Linked DNA regions of Homo sapiens: region 2 is linked to region 1. The links are chromatin loops, found by intact Hi-C in ENCODE. Cell type or tissue: natural killer cell. All regions are shown on one strand. Links, peaks and the distances in the headings refer to the core of each region. The heading gives the core; the rest is flanking DNA.

Evidence for each region. Peaks named below come from ENCODE experiments on the same cell type or tissue, not always from the same donor. Only the 100,000 strongest peaks of a DNase experiment are listed, where the experiment ranks them.
Region 2: a loop joins it to region 1, with 3 times the contacts of the local background. A loop is called at or near these places in 8 of 110 quality-filtered maps.

What each region holds. Positions count from the first base shown.
Region 1 is chr13:110,723,674-110,729,055 of GRCh38, forward strand. No RefSeq gene overlaps it. Among named protein-coding and RNA genes, the nearest start is that of ING1, 13 kb to the left of the region's middle. RefSeq lists an enhancer at 2,955-3,094. In natural killer cell, for the core only: no CTCF peak of the experiment used is centred there; DNase peaks (open chromatin) are centred at 3,238 and 4,488; H3K4me3 peaks cover 541 bases.
Region 2 is chr13:110,795,479-110,800,860 of GRCh38, forward strand. No RefSeq gene overlaps it. Among named protein-coding and RNA genes, the nearest start is that of LINC00567, 15 kb to the right of the region's middle. RefSeq lists an enhancer at 2,912-3,413. In natural killer cell, for the core only: no CTCF peak of the experiment used is centred there; no DNase peak of the experiment used is centred there; H3K27me3 peaks cover 1,715 bases.

The sequences.
Region 1 (5,382 bases), core at 143-5,142:
CTCTTTCATCGCAGAGTCCAGGCAGTTCTCAGCACCTTGGGGGCTAGATTTCCGGGGTTTTTTTAATCTGGAAAAATTGCTAGTCCGTGACTGCATTTCTTGAGGCACTCGTGTTCTCTGCACAGGCTCTCATTGTGAACTCGTGGAGGGCTTAGGAAGACACCGCTAATGGGAAGGAGGTGGGAGAGCAAATGTGTGTTGTGTTACTAAGTCAAAATTGCCTCCTGAGGCTTTTTATGAGGGGCTTTGTTTCAGAGTATTTATTTTAACTATTCCGTCTTTGTTTTTTAAGCAGCTCATCAGTGAGAATCCAACTATTACATTTTTTTCTAACAAACCAAACATTAGTGAGCTGTGCCCCCTGTGCCACCAAAAGAATGAGAGGAATTCTATAACTGGAATGAAGAAAATCATTAGGCCAGTTCTCTTTCCTTACCTCAAATACTCTGTATTACTTGACTGTTCATAAAGATGGGGTTGGTATTTTTCCAATTAAAAACCCCAATCTGAAAAGAAGCTACTACAAACTGAGTAACAGGTTAAATCTTTTTTTTTTTTTTTTTTGTTTCCCCTGAGACGGTGTCTTGCTCTGTCACCCAGGCTGGGGTGTAGTGGCCTGATCTTAACTCACTGCAACCTCTGCCTCCTGGGTTCAGCGATTCTCCTGCCTCAGCCTCCCGAGTTGCTGGGATTAGAGGCATGCACCACTACGCCCAGCTAATTTTTTTGTATTTTTGGTAGAGATAGAGTCGCACCATGTTGGCCAGACGGTCACAAACTCCCGATCTCGTGATCCGCCCGCCTCAGCCTCCTAAAGTGCTGGGATTACAGGTGTGAGCCGCCACGCCCAGCCCAGGTTAAATCTTGACTGGAGCCAGTAAACTCCATTAAAGTAAAATTTTTCTTTTTCTTTTTTCTTTTCTTTTTTTTTTTTTTTTGAGACAGAGTCTTGCTCTTGTTGCCCAGGCTGGAGTGCAATGGCACGATCTCGGCTCACTGCAACCTTCGCCTCCTGGGTTCAAGCTATTCACCTGCTGCAGCCTCCCGAGTAGCTGGGATTACAGGCGTGTGCCACCAAACCCGGCTAATTTTTGTATTTTTAGTAGAGACAGGGTTTTACCATGTTGGCCAGGCTGGTCTTGAACTCCTGACCTCTGGTGATCCACCTGCCTCAGCTTCCCAAAGTGCTGGGACTACAGGTGTGAGCCACCGTGCCTGGCTAAAGTAGAAATTTTCTTTTTTTCTTTTTTTTTTTTTGAAGTGGTTAGAAAAATTTATTTTGTGCTTAGGATTTTTTTCTTTTTCTTTTTTCCTTTTTTTTTTTTGAGACGGATTTTTGCTCTTGTTGCCCAGGCTGGAGTGTAATGGCGCAATCTTGGCTCACTGCAGCCTCCGTCTCCTGGGTTCAAGAGATTTTCCTGCCTCAGCCTCCCAAGTAGCTGGGATTACAGGCAGGCGCCACCACGCCACACCCAGCTAATTTTGTATTTTTAGTAGAGACGGGGTTTCTCCATGTTGGTGAGGCTGGTCTCGAACTCCTGACCTCAGGTGATCCACCCGCCTCAGCCTCCCAAAGTGCTGGGATTACAGGCATGAGCTACAGCACCTAGCCCCTTAGGATATTTTTCTAAGGCATCACAAGTTACACATCCAAACTCTTCAATGGTATAATATTTTATATTAAAGTAGAATTTTCTACGAAACAAGAAAATGCTTGTTTCAGCAGGCAACTTTAAATAAAGGTACTCAGTGTCGTGGTGTATGTATATCAATATAGCCACCATTTATTGCCTCCTATATGCTAGACATTGCTAGCACTGCATACTTCATATTTTATGACAACCCTGCCAAAAAATGGCTGCTTTTCCTGATGAAGGTGCTGAGACTCCAGCCAGGGACCTGACTTGCACAAGGCCAACGCCCTGCATCTGGCTCCAAAACCAGCATCCTTGACCACCGCCTGGCACCCGGAGGCCTCCTCATGGTCAGGACCTGGCGTTGCTGCTGGTCTTCCCTGAACGCCTAACATGCCAGGAGTGTGCTGTCCTCCCAGCTCTGTGGGGGTCTTACAACTGAGAAAGCCATAGAAGGTGAAAGAAACGCTCATGGTCTCACGGGAGGAGAGAGCGAAAAAGTCTTAATTGCTGGGCTTCTTTGCCTGAATGAAGGGATCTGCAGGAGCCACGGGTATTTGCACTACCAAGTTCTCATGCTTCTGATTTTCCTCCAGGTAAACCAGGATGCTTACTTCAAGTTTCTTGTTTTGCCCTACAGTGAATTTTAGGATTGTAATTTACCTGCAAGGTTTTTGTTTGTTTGTTTTGTTTTGTTTTTTCGAGATGGAGTTTCGCCCAAGCTGGAGTGCAATGGCGCAATCTCTGCTCACTGCAACCTTCGCCTCCCGGGTTCAAGCAATTCTCCTGCGTTAGCCACCCGAGTAGCTGGGATTACAGGCACGCGCCACCACACCTGGCTAATTTTGTATTTTTAGTAGAGACGGGGTTTCTCCATGTTGGTGAGGCTGGTCTTGAACTCCTGACCTCAGGTGATCCGCCCGCCTCGGCCTCCCAAAGTACTGGGATTACAGGCATGAGCCACCGTGCCCAGCCTACCTGCAAGGTTTTAAGCAATTCACTAGGAGCCATGCACGGTGCTAGAATCAGCATGAGAGTCAAAGTCAGATTTGAATCAGGACTAGTTTATCACAGGTTAACCTCAAGGAAGTCACTCTTCTGTACCCAATGTTCTCAGAAGCAAAATAAGGACAGTGATAATGCCCATCCCAGGAGTGGAGGCCCAGACTTGTTAATGTCTGAAAATACTTCAGAAATGCTAGAGCACTGTACAGATAACAATTTGAGTAATATTTTTGGTCAAATTATTCTAGTTTAACACATGTATTCTTAAAAAATGGACTTGTGATTCCTTACAGCTAAAGAGAATCAAGTCCACCCTTAGCATGTTAGCGGTCACTGCCAGGTTCCTGCTGCACGAGGAGGAAGTCCTCCATGGCTGCTTTTCTATAAACAATTCCATTTCTCGTTGTAGAACACAGAAGTAAATACATCGAATTTTTATTTTTAGTAGCAATCAGAGCCTACTAAACTTCCTTTTGACTCACCTCTTGATTGAATTCAGAGTAGGCAGAAAATCTCATTCAATCTCTTCACTGTGTGGGTGAGGAAACCGAGGCCCAAGGGTGATGAAGCCACTTCCTCAAAGGCACTCCGTGAGTTGGTGGTGGGGCTGCCGGCAGGATGAAGTGCTGTTACTCCAGGCCAGAGCCACTCCCCCGCTTCATCAGCCATGCTGTTTCATGGGTGCACCTGTTCTCATTTATGTGGACGTTAGGAACCGTGGGTCTCTCGTGTTAAGCCATAGGCCTTTAATAAAGACGTGTAGAGTAAAGCCTGAATCCAAGAATTGACATTTAAACATGAAACATTTTCTTTTCTAACTTGGAAACCAGTTCTAAAAACACACCTAAAAGGGAATTTCAGTTTGATTTGTGTGAAGGGAATATTTTTGGATAAATCTGTATGCCATTGGAAATGCAATATTTCTAAATGATTAATATTTGAGACATTAATGTAATGAGACATGTAATGTCATGTAATGTAACGAGACATGTAATGACATGTAATGTCATTACATATTTGAGACATGTAATATTTGAGACATTAATGTAATATTTTTATTACATTTAATAAATTTTATTTTTATTATAAAATTTTTATTATAAAATTTTATAAAAACAAATGTAATGATCAATCACAGAGTTTAACAATGTATCCATTTACAAAGATGCCTGGAAACAGTTTGCTGTCTCCCAAAGTGTTTATTTAACATAAGAAATTGTTAGATAAATACTTATTTTCTCTATTATTTGAGCATCTTTTGGTTGCAAGTAACAATAATTGACTATGTCTCAAGCAAAGACAGGAAAGATAAGAGAAGTGTCAGAAAATTCAGGAATCGGAAGAGCAATGAGGACACCGCAGCAAGGATTTTTCTCTGCAGCACAGATGTGTTCAGACACAGTGCGGACCAGGTGGAGACCCATCCACGAGGCTCACCGTGGCCAAGGGGTAGATGGTGTGGTGGACACTGAGCTGCTGGAGTCTGTTGTGGACAGTCAGGTGCTATGTTAGAGCAAATCTTTCCATTTTAAAAACACTTCCCCGGCCAGGTGTGGTGGCTCAAGCCTGTAATCCCAGCATTTAGGGAGGCTGAGCCGGGTGGATCACAAGGTCAGAAGGTTGAGACCATCCTGGCCGACATGGTGAAACCCCGTTTCTACTAAAAATACAAAAAATTAGCCAGGCGTGGTGGCACTTGCCTGTAGTCCCAGCTACTCGGGAGGCTGAGGCAGGAGAATCACTTGAACCCGGGAGTCAGAGGTTGCAGTGAGTCGAGATCATGCCACTGCACTCCAACCTGGGCGACAGAGCGAGTCTCCGTCTCAAAAACAAAACCAAAACCAAAAACAAACACTTGCCCTGATAGGTGCTGTGTTTGAATAGACGCTTGTGCCACCCTGACAGCTACTGGCTCTGGCTTAATTCTTTTCCCTTTAATTGGGATGTGTTCAGGGAATGGAAATTAATTTTTGTATTTTAAAGTAAGTAAAAGTTAGATGGAAGAGGGGAAATTATAGTTTTCCATGGCCAATATACACAATTTTCAAAATATTTATGACTCTTTGCACCATCAATCTGTTCCATAAACATGAGAAATTAGAAGTCAACTAACAATGAAATACTTTTATGACACAAAGATCTTCAATAATATGAGGTAGTTGAAAGTCAAGATATACAAGGATGACCTTCCTTGGCATCTTGGAAGGCTGGTAAGAACCATTTCACTTTGCAAATTTTGAAAACTACACTCGACCAAGAAGTTTAATTCTTTTTTTTTTCTTTCTTTTTTTTTTTTTTTGAGATGGAGTCTTGCTCTGTCTCCCAGGCTGGAGTGCAATGGCACGATCTCAGCTCACTGCAACCTCCGCCTCCTGGGTTCAAACGATTCTCATGTCTTAGCCTCCTGAGTAGCTGGGTTACAGGCACCCGCCACGTGTAATTACAGCCACCCGCCTGGCTAATTTTTGTATTTTTAGTAGAGACGGCGTTTTGCCATGTTGGTCAAGTTGGCCTCGAACTCCTGACCTCAGGTGATCCACCCACCTCAGCCTCCCAAAGTGCTGGGATTACAGGTGTGAGCCACTGCGCCCAGTCAAGACGTTAATTCTTTAGAAAGTGCCAAGTCGGATGTGGAGAATAAAAAGATGAGCAGCTAAGAACCCAGTCTACAGAAGTAACAGCTAGATTGCACTGCAGGGGAGGAATGGGAATAGAATGTGTGAGGACAATTAGGAAACAGCTT
Region 2 (5,382 bases), core at 83-5,082, 72 kb after region 1:
AAGCAATAAATATTCTTTCCAGCTTTTGACATCCACAAGTAGAAACTGAGATGGCATTCGGATTTTAAAATCTACTCGTGCTTTTGAGTAGAATCCGTAGATCAAGCAAGAAACCTGTTTATATTTTGAATAGATACTTGTAGACCTATTTTTAAAATGGCTGTATGGCATTCTATCTTATAATTATGTGATAGTTTATCCCCTTTTTCTATTGCAACTGTGCTTGCACACATTTCTTGTGTAAACTGTGAGTGTTGGTCAGAGTATATCTTAGTGGACAAACTGCTAGGTTTTATGAAAAATGCATTAAAAATGCATGACATTAAAAAAATCTCATGCAAGACATTATATGTATATGTATAAGTGTATGTGTATGTATATGTATATGTATATGTGTATGTGTATGTATATGTGTATATGTATGTGTATGTGTATGTATATGTGTATGTGTATGTATATGTATATGTATATGTATATGTATATGTATATGTATATGTGTATGTATATATGGAGAGACAAGGTTTTGCTCTGTCACTCAGGAGTGCAGTGATATGATCACACCTCGCTGAAGCCTTAACCTCTTGGGCTCAAGTGATCCTCCCAGAGTCCCATACGCAGCCTCCAAGCTGAGTATGGGAGCATCACTTGAGCCAGGAATGTGCGTACCACCACACTTAACTAATTTTTAAATGTTTTATAGAGACGAAGTCTTGCTATGTTGCCCAGGCTGGTCTTGAACTCCTGGCCTCAAGTGATCCTCCTACCTTGGCCTCCCAAAGTGCTGGGATTATGGGTGTAAGCCATCATGCTCAGCCTGGTTTCTTAAATTTTAAATTTACCATTCCCTGATTACTGGTGAGATTGGGCAAGTCTTTGGATTTTCATTGGCTATTCTGGTTTTTTTTCTTTCCACCAACCTGGATGCTTAAAAAAATTACTCTTTATACACAGAATGCCTGTAGAAAGGTATAACAAACATTAACATAGGGTGACCTTGGAGGAGGGAGGTGTGTCTTGGGGTCAGACAGGAAACTTTTTAATGTGTCACTTTCTGACTTAAAGAAAATCATGTGCATGTATGAACTATTTAGGTGGGTAAATTAATATTTATATATATATAACTGAGACCAGTCAGTCCTAAGCACTGCCATTAGTTGTATGAATGGAGGTTCAGAGCCAGGGCCACCATAGCTGGGAGCCTGTGAGCAGGGAGCAGGAAATATGACCGCGGAGGGACAGAATCTATAGAGAGGCAAAGGGAGCAGTGGCCAGGGAGGAAGAACTAAGGGGCTAGTGTGGTCAGAGTAACCTCCTCGGTCCCTGGGATGGTTTTCCACATCCAGGTTCCCAGTAGGTCCAGCCTGCTTTCTTTTCTTTTCTCTTTTTTTCTTTTCTTTCCTTTTCTTCTTTTCTTTTCTTTCTGTTCTTTTTTTTTTTTTTTTTTTACATTTTCTTCTTTCTTTTCTCTTCTTTTTATATCTTTTTATCTTCTGAATAAATTCTACTCTCATTAGAGCCAGCTTCAGTTTCTGTTGCTCATGGCTGTAAGTACTGTGACTGGCACATTGCACCAGAGGCGGGGGTCATCTCACAGATAAGAGCAAGGTTCTGGCACCGCTGTGCCTGGGTTCAAACCCTGGCCCTGCCACTCGCTAGATGTGTCACTATCATTTTGGTGCTTCGCTGATGAATAGTATTTTGTTATATTTTTCCATTCTCCTGCTGATGGGCTTTTGGCAATTCCCAGCATTTGGCTATCACAAATGAAGCTGCTGTGAACGTTCTAGTCCATGTTCTTTGGTGAACATGTGACATTTTTGTTAGCCAGAAATGTAGGAACTGGTTTGCTTGTCATAGATAGGCATTTGTTCAGCTTTATAGATACTGCCACACAGTTTCTCGAAGTCCTTTTGCCAATCTGCACTCCCCCAGCAGCGTGTGCCAGCTCCAGCTGATTCACTTCCTCACCAGCACTTGGCACTGTCAGTCTTTTTCATGTTAGTTTAGGGTTTATTGCATTGTTAGAGCTGTTGGGGTAGGGAAGCTTACAACAACGAGAATCATTGAAGAAACGTGAGTGATGCTCACCTTGACCTTGCTCAGGGTAATCGGCTTAGGAAATTGGCTTTGAGTATTTCTTGTCCTCCAGGCAGGAGAGAGGCTCTGCCAGCAGGGAGCAAGTTCCCGTGAAAACTGCATTTGTAATGCAAATGAATAAACTGGCATCACAGTTTCATACACCTGCCTCATGAACTTAGTTAACATGTGCTCGTCCTGAGAGATTAGCTGGCTCCTAGTGGGTTGCTGTGATCAAGTGTTTAAACTCATGCTGGTGAAAGCCACACATGGTGAGGAAGAACGCCTTTTTACACCACAGAACCCAGTCTACCCACTGCAGACTTACTTTACTCCTTATCTGGGATTTCTTTGTAGGGTATTATTCCTGCCTTATAGAAAAGGAAATACATATATTTAGGGAAGTCAACGGTAGAAAAAAAAATTGCTATCTTTTAATAAAAATACTGAATATATTAAACATATCCTATTGATGATCTTAATAATCTCAACAATCCAATGAAACAGTTATTCTAATTTTTTTTTAACAAATTAAAAAAAAAATCCCTGGAGCTCAGAGAGGTTACATAAGTTGCCAATGGTCTCACAGCTGGAAAGTGGCAGAGGCTGGATCCCAGCCCACCTGCACTTGCCTCCCAAGCCTGTTCTCTTCACTTGCCAGCCTCCCAAACTCACTTTCCTTTCTGCTCTTCCAAGCCCTATGGCCTCTTGCCATGGCGGGGATTCAGAGACTGGCTTGGGGGTCACACTAGAGCTTCTGCCAAGTCCTCTTCTAAGGACTAGGGAACCTCTCGGATAAGAGTGAGGTGGGTGCTGAGATGGAAAAACATTTGAAAGTGAGTCCAGAGTGGTTGCAAAACTGAAGGGGCCCAAAGTGGATTCGATGGACCCAGAGCCACACTAGGAGCGTTGAGGCTGGGACTTGGGTGGGGACGTCAGAGCCAGCCTAGGAGATTGGAGAAAGATGCAGCGCTGGGCCGTGTCTTGAGATCAGATTGCACTGGAACAAATACTAGTACGTTTCACGGTGGAGGGAAGAAAAGCATTTGTATGGATGTGGCCCAGCATAGAACAGAGGCTTAAAATGGAAGAGAGAAGAATCTGCGATCGGGCAGTCCTGCTGCAAATCCTCAGATAATGCTTGGGCATTCCCTTGTGGCCATCGGGATCCCATAGCCTCAGGTTCACCTTTGTCCTGAGATAAACAAAACCCTTGTTGGATAGTGTTTGTCGATTTCAAGCTGCCAAACGGCTGGCACTGAACTTGGAGTAGGGAGGCGGGGCTAACAGCTCTGGCCATCCTGGGAACTGTGGTTGGCGTGCCCTGGCGGAGTCTGGGTTCTCAGGCCTGTGGGTATCACCAAGTCCACCTCTCACTTCCCTGGGAACACTCTGCACCCACCAAAGTGCAGTGGACAAGTCAGCCCTGGCACGGGGAGAAGGCGGGAAGGAGGAAGCAAGTGCAGGAGCTGGTGGGGCAGAGTAAAGAGCCACAGACCTGGGTAAAGTCAGAATCCATCACGCACTAGCTGCACGGCCTGGCAACGAGAAATAACCAGTGTCCACCTGGGGGGCTGCTATAAAGATTAGAGCCCTCGGTGCGGTTTCCGGTGCATAGAGACACTCAGTAAGTGACAGCTGGTGGCATTTTTCTAGGCAGCTCTGGCAGGGGTCACCTGGAGGTCTATTGGGCAGTTTCCCTAGCCTCACAAGTCCCCTACACCACAGGCTGCCTGGAAGGTCCATAGAGAGGCCAGATGCAAAACGTTGCGTAGGAAGAATGGATTCTTCTGGGAATCGCAATTGCGTTGCCTCAATCCCTGGGTGGATGGGTCATGGGCTGGGGAGATGCATGAGAGGAAACTCTTGGCCCTGGGCATGTCCTGGGTCTGGACCTGAGGCACACATGGGAAGGTCACAGAGCTGTGCGCTTAAGATTCGCGCACTTCCTCTACTGTGTGGTATGTGTGCTGGCCCTCCGTTTAGAAAAACTAACTTAGCGCACTTTTCTCTCCCTGTTGGATGGACAAAGACCTCTTTCAGCTTGGGCACCGAGGAAGGGAAGCGTAGCGTCAGAACAGAGAGTGGATCACACTGTCGGGCTCAGCACGAAAGACTGACAGTCTGGGCACAGCACCCGGTCCTCCCTCCCAGCGCTGACTGCAATCCCGGCCAGGGCTGAGGAAACCGCAGGACCATGCGTGGATGGAAGGGTAGAAGCCTTCCTGTTTCCTGGCAGGTCAGGAGAAAGGGCAAGTTAGGAAAAAGGGCTGAGCTTCCAGTGTATGAGGCGCCACACTGGGTTTTCCAGTAAAAGGAAACCTAGTTGCTCAGCTCAGACTTTGAAAAATATTATTTGGTCCCTGAGTAGAAACAGATGTTGTTTCCTGTTACAGAAATGAGCTGTAGCTCTTCCACACACACACACTGGCAGCCCACGCATTTCGTTCTCCCTCCAGGATCCGATCCATGAGGCAAAAGCAAATGGAAAGAATTCCAACTTCATCTTCTCTGTCATTCGTCTTGTGAGAAGTGGGCAGAAAAGATGTTTTTCCTACTGAACTATATTTCATCATCGTTTCCCTTCCCTTCACCACAGCAGCTGGAAATGTAATGTCAGTGCCCTCCCAGACTCCTCTCCACCGAGCGTTCAGAGAGCGCAGCGGCTGTTCACGGAAGGACTTTCTTTTTCTTTTCTTTTTCTTTTTTGATATGGAGTCTGGCTCTGTCACCCAGGCTGGAGTGCAGTGGCACGATCTCAGCTCACTGCAACCTCTGCCTCCCGGGTTCAAGTGATTCTCCTGCCTCAGCCTCCTGAGTAGCTGGGATCACAGGCGTGCGCCACCACACCCGGCTAATTTTTGTGTTTTGTTTTAGTAGAGACAAGGTTTCACCATATTGATCAGGCTGGTCTCAAACTTCTGACCTCGTGATCCACCCGCCTCAGCCTCCGAAAGTGCTGGGATTATAGGCTTAAGCCACCGCGCCCAACCTCATGGAAGGACTTTCTTTGTCATTAGGTGTGAGGGGGTCAGGGCTGCTGGCTGATTGATTGACTGATTGTATCTCAGCTCCCACCCATCTAATTTGTCCAGTGTTGGAAAGTGGCATTTGCTTCTTTGCCCAGGCTAACAAGAGTTGCTGCTGGAAATACAGATGTGCAGATGCCAAGGCGATGCTTTCAGGCACCCGGGCGGCTCCCTGTGCAGTGGGCAGTGTCTGTCTGCAGTGCTTTGCTCACTCCTCGCCTCTCGGTCCCCTGCAATGGCAGCCCTCCTCCCACCTGCCAGGATGCCCCTCCCCTCT